3 separate regions of the Mus musculus genome follow, and regions 1 and 2 are each linked to region 3. Evidence: chromatin loops called from intact Hi-C (ENCODE). Cell type or tissue: left cerebral cortex. All regions are shown on one strand.

Evidence for each region. Peaks named below come from ENCODE experiments on the same cell type or tissue, not always from the same donor. Only the 100,000 strongest peaks of a DNase experiment are listed, where the experiment ranks them.
Region 1: a loop joins it to region 3, with 3 times the contacts of the local background. A loop is called at or near these places in 4 of 42 quality-filtered maps.
Region 2: a loop joins it to region 3, with 7 times the contacts of the local background. A loop is called at or near these places in 2 of 42 quality-filtered maps.

The regions. Positions count from the first base shown.
Region 1 is chr2:101,169,259-101,177,258 of GRCm38, forward strand. No RefSeq gene overlaps it. Among named protein-coding and RNA genes, the nearest start is that of Gm39886, 290 kb to the right of the region's middle. In left cerebral cortex, no CTCF peak of the experiment used is centred here; DNase peaks (open chromatin) are centred at 3,767 and 6,068.
Region 2 is chr2:101,460,951-101,468,950 of GRCm38, forward strand. No RefSeq gene overlaps it. Among named protein-coding and RNA genes, the nearest start is that of Gm39886, 6.7 kb to the left of the region's middle. In left cerebral cortex, no CTCF peak of the experiment used is centred here; DNase peaks (open chromatin) are centred at 1,660 and 4,078.
Region 3 is chr2:101,290,560-101,298,559 of GRCm38, forward strand. No RefSeq gene overlaps it. Among named protein-coding and RNA genes, the nearest start is that of Gm39886, 160 kb to the right of the region's middle. In left cerebral cortex, no CTCF peak of the experiment used is centred here; DNase peaks (open chromatin) are centred at 4,757, 5,530, 5,896 and 6,396; H3K27ac peaks cover 1,727 bases.

The sequences.
Region 1 (8,000 bases), 120 kb before region 3:
TTATTTATTAAGTTAATACATAGTGTACACCATTTAGTGCTATGCACATAATAAAATTACCATATCTGGCCAAAGTTGAACATTTACATGTTCAAGCTAAACAGAAGTTAAGCTGATTGAAGGCCAACAGTTGTACATTCACTCCTCCAGCACGGTGTGTTAATTATGCATATATGATGATCAGTGGTAACAACATATGTTGTGGCTGCAAAGTTAAATAGAGACACCAGGATGCCCTTTCTGAGGCCTGTCACATGCAGCAAATGAAACCACAGTAGCCTTGTCAAGAGTTTGATAAGAAAGACCCTTCGGATATGACCTGTTACAAACAAATTCAACAATACTTTGAGTCACCAAGAATGTATAACTAGGTATCAGATTTGATAGCCTGGGACAGGCAGAGGCATCACAGAGAGTCGTATACATGAAAACAACCCTAGAAAAAGATTGTTTCAAGAACACATTTTAGAAACAGATACACCTGAGTTAACGCATGTGCTCTGACACTGACATGCTATAAGATTTTGAGAAAGTTTCTCTTTTAAAATAATAAGAGCATCTCTGATGGATGGAGTAAGGATTAGACACAAGCAAGAGATATGTCTCTAGTCACTCACTGCAATGACAATGAGTCCACATTAAAATCCATTATAAAAAGGAAACATAGATCTTAAGTCCAGGGATGAATCATAAATGTGAACCAAACACCAAATGAAAATGAGTATAAAACAAGTAGAGTCTTTACAAAGCAAGAATACAGAGGTTCTGTCCTTACCCCATGCACAATGTGACGTATGTTAAGAGAAGCTGGTTGCCTTCTGAATAGCTTTCCCATGATATGATCAAAGAAAACTAGTTATTTTAGTGGTTAGACAATACATGTGACCAAGGAGCTAGGAACACATCCTTTCTCCTCTTGAAATCAAACACTCTTTATTGCATAGATATTCCAGAGAACAAATATATAGCCTTCTGAGTTTTTCTGCTAAACTTTGGACGCTTTAACCAAAAGATATTAAAGTAAAATCTTTTGCACATTGATTATATTCAAAATCATTCTTGGGTCAAAATTTTTCTTCTGTTGTACCTCTGTACCATAGCTAGTGCTTGTAACTATGACAAATGTAGTTTTTGCTCTTGTTTATATATTGTTGGAAATATAACCATCAGGTATCTCCTGAGATGTGAAAAACATGAGTTATACATTTGTATATATATCCACAGATCTAGAAATTCCTCGAAGGCAGACATATTGTTTCCTTGAGACTTAACCAAACTTTTAATGCAGGGGTTGTCAACCTTCCTAATGCTGTGACCCTTTAATACAGTTTTTCATGTTGTAGTTACTTCAACCATAAAATTACTTCATTGATACTTTATACCTACAATTTTGCTACCTGTTATGAATCATAATCAAATATCTGATATACAGGATATCTGATATGTAAACCCCAAAGAGGTAAACCCAGAGTTTAAGAACCACTGTTATAAGATAAAACATGTACGTTAGAATGTGATTATTAGTTCATGAGTAGATTTTATGGACCAACACACAATCATGTTGTAAAGGAGAGAATTTATGTCCTGTTTTTTTTTTCAAGTTAAATATCTAAAGATTATCTTAGGAAAAATACACTGTCTAGACTAAAAATACTAGGATGAGAGTATTACCACTTTCATTGCTACTATTAACTCAAGCTCAGAGAGCTAAAATTGGGCTTAAAAGAGATAGAAATGGTAATTTACAGAAACAGTGTTTGCAGCATGCTAATACTGAGACCATCCATGTGAATTATTCTGAAATGAACAAAACGAAATGCCTTTATACATTTCTCTACATTATTTGTCCTACTCGTGTATAACAACTCAATTCCCAGCTAAAATTGTCAAGGTTCAACCTTTCAGAAGCCTCACACTGCAACCCTCAAAACTAATTGCTTATAGGTAAACTAATGATAAAAGATATCATTTAATCCATTAAATCTACATGGATATCTGTGAATATCCTTGATATTGTGATCACATTTGGCTCTGAAGCCAACCCTCCAAAAGCAGTGCTAATATCACTACTTTATAGAGGAAGACACTGTACAACAAAAAACACTCTATCACATCCCACAGACAAAGTACAAAGATGGCTCAGTCCCAAGCTTGCATTATAAATAGAGCACAGAAGAAGGATTCGAAGAACAATGGTATTGTGACCAGCTTCATTTCTATGATTTGGTTCATTTCCTCATTAAACCTGTCTTGGGATTTGAAATAATGTCATAAAAACATTCTCAGCTGGAAGAAATGAAATGATGGATTTTAATAAAAAGCAGTTGCACATCATTAGTTATTGCATTTATTTATGAACACCACAAGGGACATATTATTTTTTTTTTGAAATCTTCAGAAAGCCTGCAAGACATGTATACCAGAGAGGAGACAAGTAATTTAAATCCCAGACCTTGCATTAGAAGCATCACTTCCTTGTCCTGCATGGGTTGGTCTGAACACCTGGACCTTGGGTAATGCAGAATGTGATAAAACAGAAGCCACAGACACTGAAGAAATGGCAAATTCACATACAGAAAAGCTGAGGTGAAGTAAAGTACTATAGAAATACTGGGAACTCTCCAAATATTCAACATTAAGTGACCCTTAAATTCTGTCCCTAACTTAAAAGCTTGAATCTGACCTAACTTGGTTCACAGTAAGAGCACATTTAAAAAAAAAAAAAGTCTACTCAATTTTTAGATAAGTACTAATATTATATTGCCTATTAACCCTTTCCTTTCTTCTGGCTGACCCACAGGCCCTGCTCCCCACTTTCCTGACACTAACTCTATCCTTAGATGGTTCCTTAGGTGTCATGGTTTTCTTTGATCTCTTGGTTAAGTGACAAGGAAAATATATAACAAAATTAAAACCTTGAATGGACAAGAAAATGCGAAACAGAGACCCAGTGTCAAAGTCAGCCCAGGAGGCAACTAAGGAGCTGTGTGATGTCCAAGTCATTAGTTGGATATCAAAGGGCCAGATGTCAAAAGTTCTATGGAGTGTGTGAAGAGCGCAGAGGCTAACAGAGCAAAGAAGCCACAGGAAAGGACTGTTCACAGAGGAGACTCTGACAAAACCAAAATTTTGGCAGGTGGTTTTTAAATGAATAACAATAACATAACAGCAAATGTTGTTCGTTAAGTGCCTCTCTTAGATGTCAGTGATGGTTAGGCCTTCCATAAACTTAAGTGATTTAACCCCTTTGTTAGTTCTATGGAAGGGGAATTTCCATAAGTTAGAAGTAAGATCATGAAATTCAGACAGCCAAAGACACTTGGCCAAGGTCACATAGCTATTAAATGAGAAATTAATTCCAGTCCTGTTGACTTGAAAGACAACTATAACTAATGCCCCACAAAAATCTTCTGCCTGTATTCTTCTATATTCTTCTCTTCTTATCATCAACAACGTGTTGTGGTTCTTTTTAAATAGCATCTGAGGCTTTTTTTTTTTCCCCAACAGTGCTGCTGCCCATTTTAAGGGCTAAAAACCCTTCACCTTAGATCGATTGTTTAACCTAGTCACATTGACAACTGCATGGTTGTTGTGAGCTTTGTTTGTTTTCACGTTCATTCACTTGTTCAATGGCTAAACCCCAATCCATCTTCACGCTAACAAATGCCACTTTCTCAGTGCGATGGATTGTTCCCACTTCCCACGTGCTGGCTCCCTTCAGGATCCTTTCAGTGTGTTATTTCTGGATCAGTTGTTCACTATGACAGTCTATAAAGACTCAGAGTGTCCACCAGCTGCCTGCCAGATGGCTTAACTCTAGCAAATGGCCACTGATCTTTAGGCAACTAAGGAGTGGCTGGGTTCTTTTGCTTAATTCAGAAACTTCGGCAAATCCTGTGCAAGCAAGAATTCAGCTCCTCTCTAGGCAATGCTAAAGTTTTAACAATAAAAATAATATGCAGCATTCTCACGTGTTCCTGAGTTGTTCCAATGACATAAGCACCTTAGGGAAACATCACTTATTCTTCACAGCAGCTCAGTATAGTTTGTATTATATTAAAGGGAAGGAGCTAAATCATAAAAAAAAAAGAAATTAAGTGCCTCAACTCTGTACAACTAGAAAATATTAAGGTAGGGGATTTGAACTCTGAGAATTCTATTTCAGTTTCTGTTACCTTCATGCTGTGGTAACAGAATTTTTAGATTGTATTTCTTATTCTTTATTCCTTTGTACCCCCCAAAGAAAGGCAAGAAGCAAGTGAATAAAAGCAAAAGGTCTCACACAGAAGCCTTGTCAATAATGTTTTGTTCACACTAGGAAAGGAAACAACAGTAGCACCCAGCCCTTCTATGATATCTGGCCATGTGAGCTCATGACAACCCTATGACACTATGTATTTATTGCTGCCAATTAAAAGAGGAAGAGGTTTGAGGATTTAGCTCAGGGTTTGACAAATGGCCTAGCCTATGCAGTGTTCTGAACTCCATCTTCACAATGACTGCCAAGAAGAGAGAGAAGGGGACAGGGAGGCAAGAAGGGAGAGAGAAATGGTTATATTTCAAGATGTCTCGTGCCAAGATGTCAGAGGATAAAAGCAGAGACTATGAGATATCCCTGACAATGTTGCTACATAGCAAAACACATCAAGGCTTACTCCCCTAAAGCAACCATCCTTTAATTATCTCATATTATTAAGCTCCACATGTGGGCTCAGTTTGGTTAGCAAGTTCGTCTGTTCTCCTTGGGATCCTTTATACATCTGAGGTCTGCAGTGGTGCATGGTGGCAATTTTAGCCGACTTTCACTGGACTGTCATTTGGGGAGATGAAATAGACTAGCCAAGCTGATTCAGCTCCATTTCATATGGTAAAGACAGGATCTTGACTGAGTCCATAGATATATGTCACTGTGTCTCCTTCTAGCCTTTTCTAATGGTCAAACCAAGTCATGATATCCACTCTAATGGAGGGTTGAAAAATATTTTAGGAACAAAAAAGAAAACACATTATAAAGGGTGTAGAAGGGTGTAAACGGCCATTTGTTTATTTTCTAACCAGCTACCAACAAGTCAAATCGATTTCTGACTAGCTTTCAAGTCTTCCCTCCAACTCAGAATGCAAATCTGCATATGTATAAATGCCACATTCAGAAAATACATTTACACATTTCTCTGTCACCTCTTTGTGGCTTTCACTCCACTCTTCTCACTCCTGCAGTTTGTGAAGAGAAGCTGAATGAAGTTCTCATATACGCTTCTCTGTCGAGAAGATCCCCCCTCTGGCTAATGTCAGGGGGTTTTATCTTTTATTTGCTGAAGTCTGATACAATGCCCTTTGTAGCATTTCTTCGGCTTTATCCTCCAAAGCGTTCTCTTTGGTTCCTGAATCTGCACTTTAGTGCCTGACATTAATTAATCCAGGAAAATCCAGCCATTGTTGCACCAAAGGTTTGCTCAGCCCCTCCCTTCTTCTCCTCATTTCCTCATGCCACCCAGTTTGTAGTTGTTCCTGCATCCTTGGATATACTGATCTGTTTCCTTTCCTTTAACTACTTTTCTCTTTGCCTTTTCGTTTGAAACATGTAAGTTGAGTCATCTTCCTTCCCCGGTCCCATCAAATCTACTAATAAGGCCATCAAGGAACTTTTGTTAGAGTTTTAAATAATATACTTCCTCTTTGTATTCTTTGAGGATTTTACATATATACACTTCATCTCAATCATATCTACCCTTCATTCTTTTCATCCAACTCCTTCCATACGTCTTCCTCTCAAGTTCACATTCCCCTCTTGTATTTTGTGTGAACAATTACTTAGTGCTACTCATACACATATGGGGTGGGATCATCCCCTAGGCTGCGTGGAACCGACCAGTACCCACACTCCTAAAAAAAAATAAATAACACCCCACTCCAGTCATTAACTGCCAATAGCTGCTCTCAGCTAGGCAAGTTTTAACTGGTTTGATACTGTGCAGGTCTTCTATAGGTAACAATTAATGTAAGTTCCTGTATGCATTCAGCATGTCCTATGCAGAGGACAGCATTGCACAACTGTCCACTTCCTCCTCGGCTCTAACACTCCTTCTGCTTCCTCTTCTGTGATGTGCCTCGAGCCTTGCATGGAAGAGTCATCCAGCTGACCCATCCATGGCTGAAACCCCACAGGTGCCTACCCTTAGCACTTCAAACAGTATGATAGCATCTCTTTTGAATATTTCTTATAATTCTCACCTCTATGGAAATTGTTTCTCCACTTTTTCTCATATGTTTTTTGTTTGTTTGTTTGTTTTACTTTTCACATAGAATTTAATAGGAATCATTGTCTGAAATTCCTTATCTGATAATTCTACAATTTCTGCGTTGTCTAACTCTTGTTCTAATGCATGTTCTCCCCTTATATAGGTATTTTGTTATGCCTTAGAATTTTTTTATTGAAAACTAGAGAAAAACTCCAAATCCCTCTGGGAATTCTATGTCTATGTACTAGAATGGTCATTCTGAAGCACTAGAGATTCACTCACGATCACTCAGATTACATACATAGAGTTTTGTGTGTGTGCAGTTTGATACCAGACATATATTTGGGTGGTTTATTTAAGCCAGTAGAGTGATATTTTTATTTGTTAGCTAATTAGAATAAAGCAGTTCTATTTTTGTAAGTTGAGTTTAGCAGACTAGCCTTTAAAAATATGTTCAATTGCACTTTGGTGACAGGGTAAGAAAATATGTGAAGAAAAACCCCCTTGGTGCCTTGATTCAAACACAGCATGGTGGTGAGCCTGGACTCTGCCTGTTCACTCCCTAGTGCCTCTGCGTCCTTCTAACATGACTCGCTTGCATGGGGCAGCATAGTTAGTGGGGCTATAGCAAATTATTTCCCTTCTTCTACATCATTCATAATACCCTAATAGTTTGAGCTTTCTGACAAAGCATCTTCTTTTGAGAGTAGTCTGGGTTAAGAAGAGAAATGCTCTGACATATTTCAGTGTGGCTATTTGTCCCTGTGAGTCTATGTGACTTCTATTCAGATGTACAAACTTATTCTCCTCTGACATTTACTGCTAAATCCTGGTATATCTCCTAGTGCCGATACCCTATGACTGTAGCCATCTGAGCTTCTCAACTCTCAAAATATCTGCATGGAGCCTACAGACATTTTTGAATTTGAATTTAGAGTTTCTACCCCAAAACTGCTTCCAGGAGAGATTTCTATTCCATAAATCATAGTATTTTTTGCCTATCTCCCTTTTGGGTTAACTATCTTTCCCTGGCATTGTTGATTTTTCAGTTTATGCTGGTTTGTTTGTTTGTTTGTTTGTTTGTTTTGTTTTGTTTTGTTTTTTCCTTATTGATGAGAAGGAGTAACCACTTCCTTCCAAGTCAATCTGGAGACCAGATGTCCAGGACAAGAAACCAGAAGTTACCTTTTCAATAAATGTCCCACACATTTCTGCTGTTTACAAGGAACTGCATAGCTGGATTTATCTTCCAGTTGGCTTATTGAAAGACCCAAAGGAAAGTAGAAAGTAAGAAATAACAGCAGCTTCAACTCAGAGAGAATTCCAATGTGCAGAATGGATCAGAGAGCTTTTCTGTGAACTTTGCATAGTTTCTGGAGAAACCATCTGGCTCAGGACAAAGGAGAGAATAATGAGACTCAAAGCAACCTTTCCTAGAAAGGATTTAGCCAAAGTAATTGAAGAGACTAAAACCTCACAGTGATTGAAAATCTAAAGTCACACAATTGACGTTTAATATAGAAGTCATAAGATCTTGTGGGAGATCCAGATTGCTTTCCCTGTTTCAGTATCTCTCTTTGAGAGACACTAAAACAGATCTCTGTGTCTCTAGTTGCCTTTCCATTTTATGCTTCATTTTAATTCACTTTTATTTTCATATAGTTTAATAAAAAATAATTACATTCGTTCCTTCTCTTTTCCTCCCTCCAATCTTTCCCACGTCCCCTCACTTATAACCTTCCCATACCTTCTCACACAGCT
Region 2 (8,000 bases), 170 kb after region 3:
AATTAAGAACACTGAGGTGTGCCTATTATTCTGAATTGTCCCTGTGGACCAATGAAGTCACAGAGAAGCAGGGTGGTTAGGAAAAAGGAAGGCAATGATGAGGATACAATAGTGGGAGCAGATATTGGAGTGGAACAAGGAAGATGCTCTGAGTCTTGGGGATAGCACAGCCTGTAGGCATGACAAAGGGCAAGGAGCAGATTTATCATCTCAGCCTTCACAAAGAGCACAGCCTCCCCACACTTTAATCTTTCTGCTGTGGGACACGTTTCCAATTTCTTAACTACAGAACTGTACACTACCATTTTTATTATTTTAAGTCTGATCATCTCTTACAGGGTGTGGTGGTTTAAGTGACAACTGTCTCCCCTGTAGACTCGGACATTTGAGCTCTTGGTCATCCCTTGTTAGTGGTACTTACCTGTTTACAGATGTTACAGAGAAGTGCAGCCTTACTGGAGGAATTAAATCACTTAGGGGAGGCTTTGAAAGGTTAAATTCACCCTATTTGCAGGTAGTTCTCTGCCTCACACTTGCTGTTAAGAACATGGATCTTTTAGCTTCCTGCCTCAGCCTCTATGCCTGCTCACTGCCATGCCCCCCCACCACCATGATGGACTCTTAAAGCCAAATAGACTCTTCCATCTATAAGTCACCTTGGTCATGGGGCTTTATCACAACAGAAGAGTTACTAATATAGGAAGCCACAGGCAAGTAATAACTTCTGCTCTTGCACACGCTATTCTCTGCTGTCTGCGTATCGGCCCTTAGCACCTTCCTTTCAGCTCATTCATGGCTTTCAGTAGACTACCTCTAAGTCCCCACACTCAGCAAATTTCCCTCCTCGTCTTTCTTGCAGCCTCGAACCCCTACTTCATAACACTTGTTACAACTATAATTTTATGTGTAAGTGAATTTTAACTCTTCCTAAAGCCTGATTTGCTCGTCATTGTGTCTTCCCTGGCACAGTGCCTGACAACACAGTAGGTGCTCAAGTAAGGTATGTTGGAAGGATAAATGGATCACACACACACATGCACGCACACACACACACACACACACACACACACACACACACACACACACACAGATGGATGTAGGAACAGACTGACAGATAGGGGCACAGACACTGTCAGAAAAGCACCAAAGCACCTCATTTGTCTCCGAGGATTTGTTCATGGGAAAATGCTAGATGTCAGTGATAAAAGTAACCTGTTGAAAAGTGAATATTTGATGCTCATCGGGTTACCATTGCATAGAGGCATAGACATGATTCTTCAAACTTACAAAAACAATGGGCTGCCTCATGATAATTGGCATATTCAAGAGTCTTGTTGGAGAATATATTTACAAGAATAATATTTTGATTTATAATTGCCCAGAAAGAATAGATGCTGCGTATAAGCCCTGATCCCAACATGCTGAGTGACACTCCATGCATGACTGTCACCCTTTCTCATCCTTTGTTCAGTGCATCAGAGGACTTTTTTGGAGTGTCTGCTGAGTGGGAGACATTTCAAAGTCACCAAAAAGCAAAAAGAAGATGAAAGGGCTCCTGGCTATTGATATCACAAGACACTCTTCTGGAACAGTATGCCTTGTTCATTTCATTCAATTCTCACACACTCTGTAAAATAGCTCATTTCCTCTCTGTCACACCAGGTTGTCAGACCATCTGTGTGGGAAGCCAGTTCTGGGCTCCATTCAAGATACATGGGGTGGAAGTGGGTCATGCGTAGGACACTATCTGCTGGCATTTTTCAGAAAACATCCTGACAGGAACATGGCATTGGAAAGCCTCTCTGTGAAGACACATTGCCCTTTGTTGATGAGAGAACTACTTGTTTTATATGAGTGATCATATCAGAGGAGTTCCAGTCTTTCTGGAACTTTCCACCAATTCTTAGCCGGTGAACAGGCCACCTCTTTGTGAAACCGAGAAAGAGATGTTTGTTTCTTGTGCCTTTCTCCTTCCTGGTGTCTCTGTTTATCTCTTCCCAATCCTAAACACTAAATTTATATTCTACTCTTGGCACAGTGTGTGCTCAGGAAAGTCCTAAAAGTGTACAGGCGCTGGGCACTAACACTTGCAGCAGCAGCAACAGCAGCATTTAAATGTTGTAAGGTTACAAGTATTAGAGTTGTTCTAAGTTAAAAGAATTAAATGGCTTAGGAAGGAAATTTAAACAGAAAGCTTGATGAAGAGGTTTGATCTGGACCTCAGATGAAGTCTGAAATCGGGACACTCATTCCATGCGTGCTGTCCCACTGTCATTTTCAGGGCAAGGAAATATGGCTGAGTGTAGCTGTTCATAGAAGAGAGAGCCACTTAGGGGCCGAATTACCCAGTAGTGAACTACTAAAGACGAGCACCATTGCTATACACCATTGCTCCGTTGGAAAAGGGGGAGGGGGTCATGTAAGCAAAGAATACGTGCGAAGGGCAGGACATTTCAGAGCCATGTCTGGCATTTTCAGATGTCATGAGCAGCTGAGGCTCTGAGCTTCACGGGGTCTGAGACATAGCTCAATTCTAGGGCTTGCCCTCTAAGGTTCTTGAATGGTTTAGGTTTTCAGGACTTTTATATCTCATCCTTGGACGTGTGGTGTGAAAACAGACTGCTGTCATCATAACAAGGTCCTTTGAAATCCAGAAAGAACAGCCCCATCAATCAAGATATCATTCTCATTAGTCTCTTTCTAGCCTATTGCCTTCGGATTACCACAGGCTGCCAGCAGAGATGTAGGACCACAATTAGTAAAGTATTACTACAGATGCAGGGTGCAGCGTGATAGATGCAATTAAGATTCGCACACAAGCATGCACATGCATCTCCTCAGCGCTGCAGCATTCCAGGCTCCTGTCAGAAGAGCACGCCCATGGCTCCCTACCCCAGAAACTCAAACTACCATGGAAACGGCTTTAATACCCAACTCGTGCAAGAAACTTAAGAGAAATCCAATGAGATGCTGAATAATGAGTGTGTGAGAGGGATAAGGCTCAGGAGTCAGACAGAACTGCATCCACACTGGACATCTTCATTGGCTAACTGTTTGATCTTGGATGAATACTGTCTCTGGGCGCGCGCGCGTGTGTGTGTGTGTGTGTGTGTGTGTGTGTGTGTGTGTGTGTGTGTGTGTGTATGTGCGCGCACACGCGCGCGCGTGTATCTGTGTGCATGGGTGTATAAGTTGTGGACTCTACTCAAGCCCTAGTATCCATCAGGCAAACACTAGGCTATCTCCACAGCCCCAGGCTCCACCTTTAGTTGTCTTATCACTGGACTAGGACTAATATTTATTTTGCCTGCTGGTACTGTAGATTACAGAAAATGTGTTTAAAATGCACATCCCAGAGCTCATCACTTTAACAAATGGTAGTGACTGTTAATGGGTAATGACGAGCATACCTGAGCTCACTCCTTTCTCTGTAGCACTCTGAGGTTGGAGCCACCATAGCCCTAGTGCCAACTTTCCCTCTGGATTCCCACATGCCCACTTGGCCTCTGAAAAGGAATTTATCAACTCAGACCAGGCACTGAGAGCAATAAACTAGGTCATGTTTGAGGCCCCATTATTACTGCTGTCAGCAATAAATGATTTCAGCTTTCTGACATAAATTTGGCTGTTCTGTGTCCTGCCTCCATCAGGGAGCAATCTTACAACAGGGACCTTCCCTCCCTAATGGGCACATTTAGGGGAAGTGGGACGGGAGTGCTATAGAGTGGACACAGACAACGCAGCTGGAAGTGGCCTCCCTAATTGACAGCTTCCCACATTATGACAGGTTTGAGACTGACTGTGGTGGCAGAGTGGAACACACAGGGGCAGAGCAGCAGACAGCGTTTTCTCAAATGGAAGCTTCCAGGTGTAGCCTCTGCCCTTAACCTAGAGGTTTGTAGTCTTTCCCGGGGACTCCCGGGGACATAGATCATTGTCAGCTTGGTCGCTGAGTCCTGCTCTATACAGAAACCTGAAAAAAAGGAAAAGCCAGTGAGAGGCCAGCAGTCAAGGGGAGCAGACAGCAGGGCTGGGGGTTGAGGGCAGATTATGGCTTCTGTTCTAAGGCTGCATGGACTTTGGCAAGTGTTTTTGTATCACCAGCCTCTGCTTCTGACAGCACAAAGGCTCTCCTGATTTCCCGTTCTTCCTACAGAGGCATGCTGGCAATGAATGCTGGCCCGGCTTGTCATATTTTCAACTTGGTCTACATTATAGGCATGTCATTTGTGAAAACATGTCTCTATAAGAGGAAGGAAAGTAACTACTATACAAAGCTGATATTAATCGGGTGTTTCCCACATGCCAAATGCTAAAGATTTCAATCTATTGTCTCCTGTGGCCATGTGCCTGCTGTGCGTTGTCTTGTATTCACTTCCCTTTTGTCAAAATATTGCCTGAGAAGACATCTTCTTTGCAGTTTGTCCTCACTGACCTGCCTCAGCTAAAAGAATGGGTCTTGACTGGCTTGGAGACAGTGTAGATTCCTCCCTGAGCACAGTAACTGGGTCACAGTACAGATATCTCTGCAGTTGTCAATGAAATCTCAAGAACTCACCAGAAACACCCAGGTACAGCCTCCTTCTCATGGAGTAGATGTCCCATCATGTGCTGGCAGGCATTGGAGACATCTAAGAGAGTGTGCTTCCAACATGAGTGCCAACGCTGGCGATGGAGCCTGGAAGTAAGCAGTAAGAAAATCGGGGCTTAAGAAGTTAGATCAAACATTACCTAAAATTACCATTGCTTTGACTTGGATTATTTTCAGTTTCATGCAACCAAAAGTATTCTCATCAACAAAAGTGAATATTGCTAATCTCATTGGATAGATTGGGAAACTAAAGCCCAGTGGAGTTAAGTAATTTGTCTCAAGTCACACAGCAAGATCCTGTCAGAAACATCTGAACCAAAGTTCATTTTAGCACTTTACTTTTTCTTACAATTGAGGTGGCAAAAATTGCTGAGTCTTTGACACTGGGAAAATTTTTATGAAGTAAGCACTTTACTGTTTCAAGAGTAAATTTGGGCTGGGCATGGTGGTGCACACCTTTAATCCCAGAAGAGGCGGGTAGATGTCAAAATGTCAAAACCAGCCTGTACAAAGAAAGTTCAAGACTAGCCAGAGCTGTTACAAAAGAAAACCTCAAAAAAATAATAAAAATAAAAATGAGAAACACAGACAGACAGACAGATAGATAGACAGGCAGGAAAAGGAAAAAACAAACAAAAACAGTAGATTTGAAATTGTTGACTCAAACACAATCAAGATGGGTTGTATTGGTATTTTCATCGCAAGAAAGATTGTTAGGACTCTAATCTCACAGGAGCAATTGATGCCCATCATCAAACCCTGGACAGCTCCTACTTCCCTGTCCTGGTGACTATTCATAACAAATGGCATCCTTCCCAAGTCTTGCCCCTCACTCATAGTGTTCTTACCTTCTTGGTCATGAAAAGCCCTAAAGACGTCAGATATCAGGCCCCTCCTGTTAAGTCAGCTGGAGGCGGCTCTCCCCATGTATTAAGTAAAACCAAAGCTTCCAATGCCATCAGTCTTCATTTGTAAGAGATTTTTTTTAAAGCACATATTTTAAGCAAAAGAGAGGCCTGAGTGTCACGTGGGGTTTCCAATTTTGTCTTTAGAGATGGCTGAATCCAGAGAATCCAACAATATTAGTAGGACCCTTCTGGACACCCTGCAGCTCACAGCTCCTCAGGTCTTCTTCCCATATGTATGTTCTAGGTGGGGGAGGGTGCCAGCCAGTGACCCCAGGGCCATCTCCTTCCAGATCACCTACTGTCCAGACAGGAAGAGGTCTTCCACCCAGTGAGCAGCTGTCAACCTCGGAGGAGACGCCAACTGGGCCTACTCCAGCCACACTCCACTGGAGAGTCCCTATAATGATAAGACATCATTAGTAACAGTGCTTTAAGAGTCTTAAGGACTTGGAGAAATACTCTGTGTGTCAGAAAGTGAAAATGGGAGTGGTGTGTTTAAAGAACAAAAGCAAAACTGTTGGTACTTCAATCTTCTCTACCAGTCAAACCACCTCATTGCTAACGCTCGATATTTGCTTTCCAGAAGTAATGAATTTGAGAGTCCCGTCCCACCCCGTTCATCATGTCTTTCCATCGACCTGTGGTTTTGCTTGCTCTACCCTACTTCTGGGAACACACTCTGTAGCTGGAAATACTCAGCTATCATGTCAGTTGTCAGGCCTACATCTGACTTTAAAGAAACACAGACATTTCTTCTCTCCTCAGAGCTCTTTCTGCGTGTGGTACATGCTTCTCATGTTAGGGTGGCCATACATTTTACTTTCTTGATTATTCCCTAGAAATAAACTCCTTATATTTTTGGTTGTGAGCCTAGCCTTTAATGGCTGAGCCATCTCTCCAGCCCTTGAAAACCAAAACTATGATATTCACTTTATTCCCAACATTGAACAGAATTTTCCACACAGAAGAGGTACTTGATTACCGAATGGATAGCTAATGACATGAATAAAAATGAATACTCCTTCTCAAAGAAAAGGCCACTATAGTTGAAGAAACAGTGACCTGAGAACTGCAGTTCCCACTCTTCTTTCTCCTTTACTAGAAGGCCTGGAACATGTTGTATTCTGACCCATTGATTTCTGACCTTGCTCTTCCTCATGTTTAGACATTTGTTTAGGGGGCTGGGGATTTAGCTCAGTGGTAGAATGCTTGCCTAGCAAGCACAAGGCCCTGGGTTTGGTCCTCAGCTCTGGAAAAAAAAAGACAAAATAGAAACTTGTTTAGTAGATAATTGGTGCTACTAAAAGAATAGAATTGCCATGAAATGCTCTTGTAAGGCCTAGATGGAATTTTAAGGCCTAGGTAAAATATTAAGGCCTAGGTAACTACTACCTGGCTAACCTTCCATTTTGTGCCATTACTAGTATTATACGGAAACTTTCTCATATGCTGTTCCTACTGTTACTAGGAAACATTCTCACTCCCAAATTGATTACATATTCTGTTATGTTCTGTGCCCTTGGAAACCAATCACAATAGAAGTCAGTAGACGCTTTGTATAGTTACCCACAATGAGCTTGGGCCCTAACCAACCACCCAGCAGCACTTTCTACACTTGTATATAAGCTTTTATATTTTTTGTGGTATTTGCTTCTATAAGCTGCCCCTGGGATAGACGCCAACATAAGAGAGACACCTGTACCAATACAAGAAGACTTCCATTTTGACTTGGGGTCAAGTAAAGTTTAAGTTCCCAAGACCTCTTTAGGAACTGACATCCTATTTGGCAGAAAGAGACATGTACTTGGCTAACTGACATCCTGGTTGGCAAGTTAAGGCATGAGTGTTAGACAAGGCAAGTCCCCTGCCACAGGTGAATACCCCAATGAATGGGATCAGGATAAGGGTACAATTTCCCTAAGGAAATCCCTCATCCTTAAATCCCAGTTGGTAGAATAACTTGGCACAGATGTCTGTGGATTTTAGGCTTTAAAATCCTGTAGGATCTTAACTCAAGGTCACAGCCTGAATTGTGGCCTGAATCAGACTTGGGCATAAGCTCAACAAGCCATCCCTGTCTGACTGAGATCAGTGTCCATGTGGTTCGTGAGGTGAGCCCTGGACCCCAACAGTTCTGATAACAATCTGTAGCTATGCATATGTGGTCAGCTGAATACTGGTTCCTTGACTAAGCCCACATTCATATTCTTGAGACCCATAAATGTCACTTTACATAGCAAAAGAAATTCTACTGAAGTGATTTAAGGATATTGGGAGACAGTGATTCCCCTTGGATTGTTGGGTGACCCTGATGGAACATGGGAGTCTCAGAGGAGTCAGAGTTGCAAGAAAAGAAGGCAGGAAGGAGGAATAGGGATTTGGAGTAAAACTAGAAGGTGGAAGAAAGAGGCACAAGCCAAGGCCCCCCAGTGAATCTGAGAAAAGTGAAGGAACATGTTCTCCTTAGTGTTTCCAGAAGAAACCTCCTTGACTTTAGAAAG
Region 3 (8,000 bases):
GTGTTTTGATTCAGAGGAAATTGTCAAACAATGACATTATTACTCAATGAAGTATAGTATTTCAGAGCTCATGTAAGAAGACATTTCAGTTATGTGTCTCCGTAGGCTCATCTTTATTGTGACACTTCTCAGGTATTTTTTTGGGTTATATGACCTTGATGATATTACAAAATACTGATCAGATATTTTTATAAACTATCCTTAAATTGATAATTGTCTATATTTATCCTCACAACTCAAGTAAGTTAAAGTGTTTTAATAACAAGACTTCTTCAGACACACACCCGAATCAGTTCATAGACAAGAAGCTAGACATGAAGTAACCAAGAAAGACTACAGCTATATGTTGACGGTTGAGATGGTTATCTCTCTCTGGCATGAGAAACCACAAGTGATTAGGAAAATGTGAGAGCAATGAGAACACAAACTAATAGCCAGTTAGCCCCTTGCAGCATTAACAATGAAATGGCAGGGAGGGCTAGCAGCTTCCAGAAAGTCAAGGCCAGCAGCTAACAAAGCCCAAGTCATAAATGTACAGAGCCATCGCGAACTGAATGAGCAGCACACAAACAACTCAGCCTGGTCAGGCTGAGGGACGTTTGTAAAATATATGGAAGCATTTCTCTCAACCCATGAGATCTCTGCGAGCCTGGTTTCTGGCATAGCCCCATAAAACCCCTAGACAAGAAAGTTCAATGGTTTTTCATCTGTTAGGTATGGCTCCCACTTTGGTATTCTCTCTTGATTTTCCTCAATTTTTCACTTTGTTATTTTGGTTTTAAAACCTTGCAGCTGCTCTGCTTACTCCCATAAACTCATGTCTTCATTGGCACAAGACAAGGAACTCATGAGCCAATGTCCCTGGTAAATTTTGGTATACATGAGTGCTTAGTGCCCTAGGTTATTGGGGCAAGCATAACTGGACTTTGAAATGTCCCATCACATTAAAAATAAATCAGAAGTAAGTCACTAGGTGTAACCCATATTTAAGTTGGGGAAGGGGAGTAAATATGTTCCATATCTCTAACAAGAGAATAACTCCATAAAATATTTGAAATTCATGTACATAGAAAAATTGGTGAGCAGTCATGGGTATCTATTTTATATTTTGAGTAACAATGATATTTTACTTCCTTAATCAAACTGTTCTGAGGACCACTGAGTAAGTACTCTTTCACTTGGCTCTATTCCTCTTTGATATGGTCACACCATTGTAGGGTTATTTATCTCTCCTGCTTTCCCTTTATTTTTCTCCTTTCCTCTTTCCCTCTATTTGTAATTTCTTTACTTTCTGCCACTAGAAACAATCTCATGTTCAGGTTACACTTTTCCTGTCAACTTCTAGAATCTGATACTTCTTCAAAACATATAGAGTTCTTTTTATTAGAGGAATGTTTTTTAAATTTGAAAGGAAATGTCTGTAAAAGTGACTATCAAAGTCAACTCATTCAGTGGAGACATCTGTGGAATGAAATATTTTATATTTGCAAAATGGTTTTGAATTTTTAAGCACAGATGCATTCATTTGGCCCATGTTTCACATAGAGGTTAGCATTATTGCAGCATTGCTTCGATTCACAAAAGAAGTAACTGAGAACTTCAGACTTCTTTGACTACCAAGGTCAAAGAGTACATGACCAGATAAAATGAAGAATAAATGCCTTCCAGTGACCCATAGTAAAGTTCAATCCTCAGCTTGCAATATTAGGAAGTGTGAACCATACCGCTGAGACTTAGGTCATTGGTGATGTGCTTCTAAAACAAATGTGTTCTTGTATTCTTCCTCTTTTCTTCCTGACTACTGTAAGGTAGTTACCTAGAAAAGTTACAAGTCTCAAAGGGCTATGGTCAACTCTTCATATGCTCAGAGTTTCCCTTTGTTTCAAACCTCTATTGAAGAATTTGTCATTCCTTCCTGGTGGTTCCTTTCTTCTTTTGTAGGTACAGTGTAGAAAATTTGTAATAACTATACTAGTTTATTTTTCATAGAAGTTCCTAACTCCAGACAATAAATTCTAAGATAAGCTACATGGTGCTAGCATTCTAGATACTTATAGAATGAACAATGCTTCTCTTCCACACACTCCTAAAATCACAATAGCCTCAAAGTATTCTCTAAGTAGACCAACCCAAACTAATGAACTCTTCTCAACCACAGAAGTTAAGGTGAATGTTTCATTTGTTATGCATTATGTAACATATGAAATATTTTATGTGTCTTACTTCCTCATTAGACTGTCAATTCCTTGAGGTCTAAACTGACATATAAAGATTCCTTAATTTAAAATAAGGATGATCATATCCTACAAAGCTATCATGAAATAATGTGTACTAAACCATACATTTCCCTGATGACTAAGGATGTTGAACATTTCTGTTTTTTCTCTTTTTTTTTAATTTGTTTTAAACTTCAGATTTCGTTCCCCTCCCAGTTTAACCCTCTGACTGTTCCACATCCCATACGTCCTCCCAGATCCCTTGTCTCCTCGAGGATGTCCCTACTCCTCACCCCCACCCCACCAGACCTCTAAACTTCCTGGGGTCTCCAGTCTCTTGAGGGTTAGGTGCATTTTCTGACTAAACCCAGATCTGGCAGTCCTCTACTGTATGTGTGTTGGGGGCCTCATATCAGCTGGTGTATGCTACCTGGTTGGTATCCCAGTATCTGAGAGATCTTGGGGGTTCAGATTAATTGAGAGTGCTGGTCCTCCTATAGAGTCTCCCTCCTCCTCAGCTTATTCCAGCTTTCCCCTAGTTTAACCACAGGGGTCAGCAGCTTCTGTTCATCCGTTGGGTGCAAATATCTGCATCTGACTCTTTCAGCTGCTTTTTGGGTCTTTCGAAGGGCAATCATGATAGGTCCCTTTTGTGAGTAGACCATAGCCTCAGTAATAGCGTCATGTCTTGGAGCCTCCCCTTAAGCTGGATCCTACTTTGGGCCTGTTGCTGGACCTTCTTTTCCTCAGGCTCCTCTCCATTTCCATCCCTGCAGTTCTTTCAGACAGGAACAATTATGAGTCAGAATTTTGACTGTGGGATGGCAACCCCATCCCTCACTTGATGCCCTGTCTTTCTGCTGGAGGTAAGATAACTCAGACCCAAAAAGACATGCATGCTATGTACTCACTAATAAGTGGATACTAGCAATAAATAAATAAATAAATAAATAAATAAATAAATAAGCCGAATACCCAAGATACAGCGCGGAACTCAAAAAGGTCAACAAGCAGAAGGGCCCAAGTGAAGATGCCTCAGTCCCACTTGGGAGGGAGAGAAAAGCAACAACAATGGGAAGGTAGCGACCTGGGAGGGAAAGGGGACGGGGGGGTGGGGGTGCGGAGAGGGAAACATGATCGGGTATTGGGTGGGAGACATTGAACATTTCTTTAGGTGCTTCTCTGATATTCAATATTCCTCAGTTGAGAATTCTTTGTTTAGCTCTGTACCCCACTTTGATAGGGTTATTTGATTCTCTGGAGTCTAACTTCTTGAGTTCTTAATATATACTGGATATTAGCCCTCTATCAGCTGTAGCATTGATAAAGATCTTCTGACAATCTGTTAGTTGCCGTTTTGTCCTATCGACAGTGTCCTTTGCCTTACAGAAGCTTTGCAATTTTATGAGGTTCCATTTGTCTATTATTGATCTTAGAGCATAAGCCATTGGTGTTCTATTTAGTAAATTTTTCCCTGTTCCCATGTGTTCAAGGCTCTTCCCCACTTTCTCTTCTATTACTTCAGTGTATCTGATTTTATGTGGAGGTCCTTGATCTGTTGAGCAGAGACTGAATGAAAGGCCATCCAGAGACTACCCTACCTGGGGATACATCCCATATACTATCACCAAATGCAGACACTATTGTGAATGCCAAGAAGTGCACGCTGACAGGAGCCTAATATAGCTATCTCTTGAGAAGCTTTGCTAGAACCTGACAAATACAGAGGCAGATGCTTGCAGCCAGCCATTGGACTGAGCACAAGGTTCCCAATAGACAAAGGACTGAAGGAGCAGAAGAGGTTTGCAACCCCATAGGAAGAACAACAATATCAACCAACCAGACCCCCCCGGGGGGGCTCCCAGGGACTAAGCCACCAACCAAAGAGTATACATGGAGGGACCCATGGTTCCAGCCACATATGTACCAGAAGATGGTCTTATTGGGCATCAATGGGAGAAGAGGCCCTTAATCCTGTGAAGGCTCGATGCCCCAGTTTAGGGGAATTCGAGAGTGGGGAGGCAGAAATGGGTGGGTGGGTGGGTGGGTGGGAGAACACCCTCATAGAAGAGGGGTAGGGTGATGGGATAGGGGACTTCCAAGGGGGAAACCAGGAAAAGGGATAACATTTGAAATGTAAATAAAGAAAATATCAAAAAAATTGTCAAAACTAAAAAAAAACAAAATATGCATTACAAAAACTGTCGTAGAGAAAACAGATGCTACTTTTTATTCCTACTCTATTTTTAGTATTTTTATTGCCCTCAGTTCTCAGTACATATGACATAGTAAGTACCCAATATCTGCCCCCACAATGTATTAACATGCTGAATGTTAAAAGTCTGTATGAGCCAATGGTTAAAGGTAATGTCTGGGAGTCAGTGACTAACTTGGACAAAATGGGAGTCCTTCTCTTTACCCTGGATTGGGTAAGTGCAGTGAACAATGTGGTCTTGCCATTACAGAGTGAGTTGCATGGTAAATTGCTAACACAGACTGGAATGTGGTATCTTAAAGAGTACCAGAAAGCCAGAAATATGTTCAGTAGCAGATGTTGAGAGGAAAACAATGGAATTCCACCAAACAGAAGTGAAAATTCTGCTTCAAGGATAAAATGGTTAGGGTTATTAAATAGATACCAGTTTATATTTGACCAACAAGGATGGCAAGAGATCCATCCCTCAGAACTACCCATTGATAAATAAGCTATCACTTGCTGACATTACATATTCTACTGTGTGGCACAGCTGGCATGTCTTCACTTTCTCTGTCCCCATTCTCTGCCCCATTCGGTAAACTTTTCTCAATAACTTGTTGATGAATGATTCTATTACTAAAGTAAGTACTGGATCTGAATGGAAATTAGACTCCCGTGACAATAACTAAGTAGTAACAATTAGCTTAATTTCCACAGTACGTCACAACTCTGGTTTTTCTAAACCTACTATAGAGTAAATATGAATGTGGTAAAGGCAGTCCCAAAAATATGCAAATGAAATTCTATGGAGACACACACATTTTGCTTCTAAAAGTTTTTCAAGCTTATCTGAGAAACAGATGATAAGGCTTAAGATAAGAGAGGATGAAGTTTGTTAAATTAATGCTGAATAAATTGCTGAAGGAATGAGAAGAGACCAGAAAAGGCGGTATGAAGGGGGATAGCTAAAATGAAAATGAACACACAATCTGTGAGATGTATTTAAACCTCAGAACCAAACCAGCCGTCCAGGGGAAGCTGCTTTTCATCTTCCAAGTTGACACAAGCCTTTTGAAACCTCTGCGGCTTTGACCTTTCATTATTGCTGAACACAGCCACCTGCCTTCACCCCTCACCCCGGCCTCTCAGCTGAGGCACGGAAGATGCCCTCGGCCTCTCTGCGATAGCGTGGGGCTTTTGCTGTTTCTACTTCAAAACTAGCCAGATTGTGAAATCTGAGTCTTTCAAGAAGAGATTTTTTTCTCTCTCTCTTTCTCTCAGAGCCAGCATATTTTTTTTTCTGAGAGATGTAATACATCAAAGCAGAGAAGAGATGCAATCATGCAGGGGATGATTTCCAAAACTTTAATGAAGCGTTTAAAATAAACTCATTTGAAGGTAATTTAACAACACCACTTTTACAATTAAAAATACTATTTTAGCATGCAAATGAAGAACATTACTCCCATGTCAGGATGGAAAATGAAGTGAAACCGAGGGGCCTCTGAAACATGAATGCCGTCTCAGTAATTCCCCATCACTCCCCGGCACTCTTAGGCAGCCTAATGAAAGAATGAATTGATTTAAGCAACATTTTGTTGCAGCAATGGGGTTTGAGGAATTAAATTAACTTGATGGCTGGTTGTAAGAGCCAGGCTTAGAATTGGCATTATATTGTTACTAAAATTAATTTTTATCCTCTTATAAGCTTTATTTGGGTTTTTTCCTCTGTCTCTCTCTCTTCAATCCTGAAATGCCAACCAAGGATTCCAACAATTAGCAGAATACTTCATCAGGCCTCTTCAATATATTAACAGTTGTCTGAAGACATATATATGAAGGAGAAATTATACTCTCTGGGAAAACAAATTGGACTCCAACTGCTGCCTCCAAACTGCAGTACAGCTGAATCTTCCTTGGAAGGGTAATAGGAACAGCAAGCTGGCACACAGACTAAGCCAAGACAGCAATTCTCAATTTTCCTCTTCATCACAAAACAGTTGACACATAGTATTCACACAGCACATCCATGTCTGCAGCAGGCTGCAGATGTATTTCAGCATTGCTAATTCAGGCTGTCACTAGTGGGTGACTCCTGAATGACTGGAGTATACAAGTGTCTTTCCACTCAGGAAAATGGAGCAGAACTCTGGAAAATGACAGTGCCCTTACTATAAAGGCAGCCTTATACATAAGCTTGAATTTTGTAAGTAGGTCACAAATTTTGCTCCTTAACTTCCATTAAAAAAAATTAGAAATGTTTTAAAGTAATAAAACAAACACAATGCCAATCTGACCATGGCTATTCCTACCAAAGTTCTCACATCAGCAGAATCAATCAACCATGGATCAAAGGTACTTAGGAAAAAATTATCTTCTCATGCCACTTATGGTTTTTCTTGCTATAATTTTCTAAGTAATATGGTGTCACAGCTAGGTCCATAGGATTTACATTGTACTGGGCATTACAAGTTATTTAGAGATGATTTAAATCATACAAGAAGATATGCAACGCTTATATGCAAATGCTATCTTACTTTATAAAAGGGACTTAAGCATTCAGGGATCTGGAGGAATGACTATATTATGCAAATGTTCTGATGTCTTGTTGGTATTTTCTGCTACAAACTATTGATGTTTTATGAATTTATTTATTTAAAATATTTACAATACATTTCACTCTTGTTTTCTACTTCCCCAACTCCTCCCAGATCCTCCCCACCTCCCTACCTACCCAACTTCATTCTTTCTCTCTTTCCCTCCCTCTCTCTTCCTCTGTCTACCTCTTTCTCTCCTCTTTTAAAATTGTAAAATAAAACCAATAAGACAAAATATACCAAACAAACCACACACACGGAGTCCAATTTGTGTTGGCCAATTACACCAGGGCATGGGGGCTTCCTTGGAGCGTGATTGATCTACCCAATAACATTCCATTGAAGAAAACAAATTTTCCCATTTCTAGCAGGTATCAATTGCAAATGGCCTCTTGGTTAGGGGTGGAACTTGTGTCTACTTCACCTTCTCACTGCTGGTATTTTGTCTGGTTGGGGCCTGTGCAGTTCTTGTGTGTGCTGCCACAGTCTCTGTGGGTTCCTATATGTATCAGTCCTGCTGTGTTTGGCAGATTTCTGTCTCCTTGGAGTTATCCACCACCTCTGCCTTTTACAATCTTTCTCCCTCTTCACATAGATGCCTGAGCCTTGAGGGGAGGGCTTTGATGGAGACTACGCATTTAGGACTGAGTGTTCCAAACTCCACTCTCCAAGTGACTAACATTTGCAGTTCTGTAAGGTATCCTGCACACTACAGGACGAGAAAAATAATCATCAATATCACCCAACAACAAAAACCTACAGCCTACAGCAGCATTCTGCCTGCAATAGTGAGCAATAGTGGCACAAACATTATGGGATCAACCAACTGCATTATATTGTATGTAAGCCACACTCTATGAGAAGGACTCCATCTGTGGCATTGCTAAAGTAGCCAAGAAGCTAAGACTATATAGGTCATGGGCTTAGGGAAAACCTAGAACTATTATTCTGCTAAAGAAAAATAGAAATAAAACAACTCCTTATGGCATA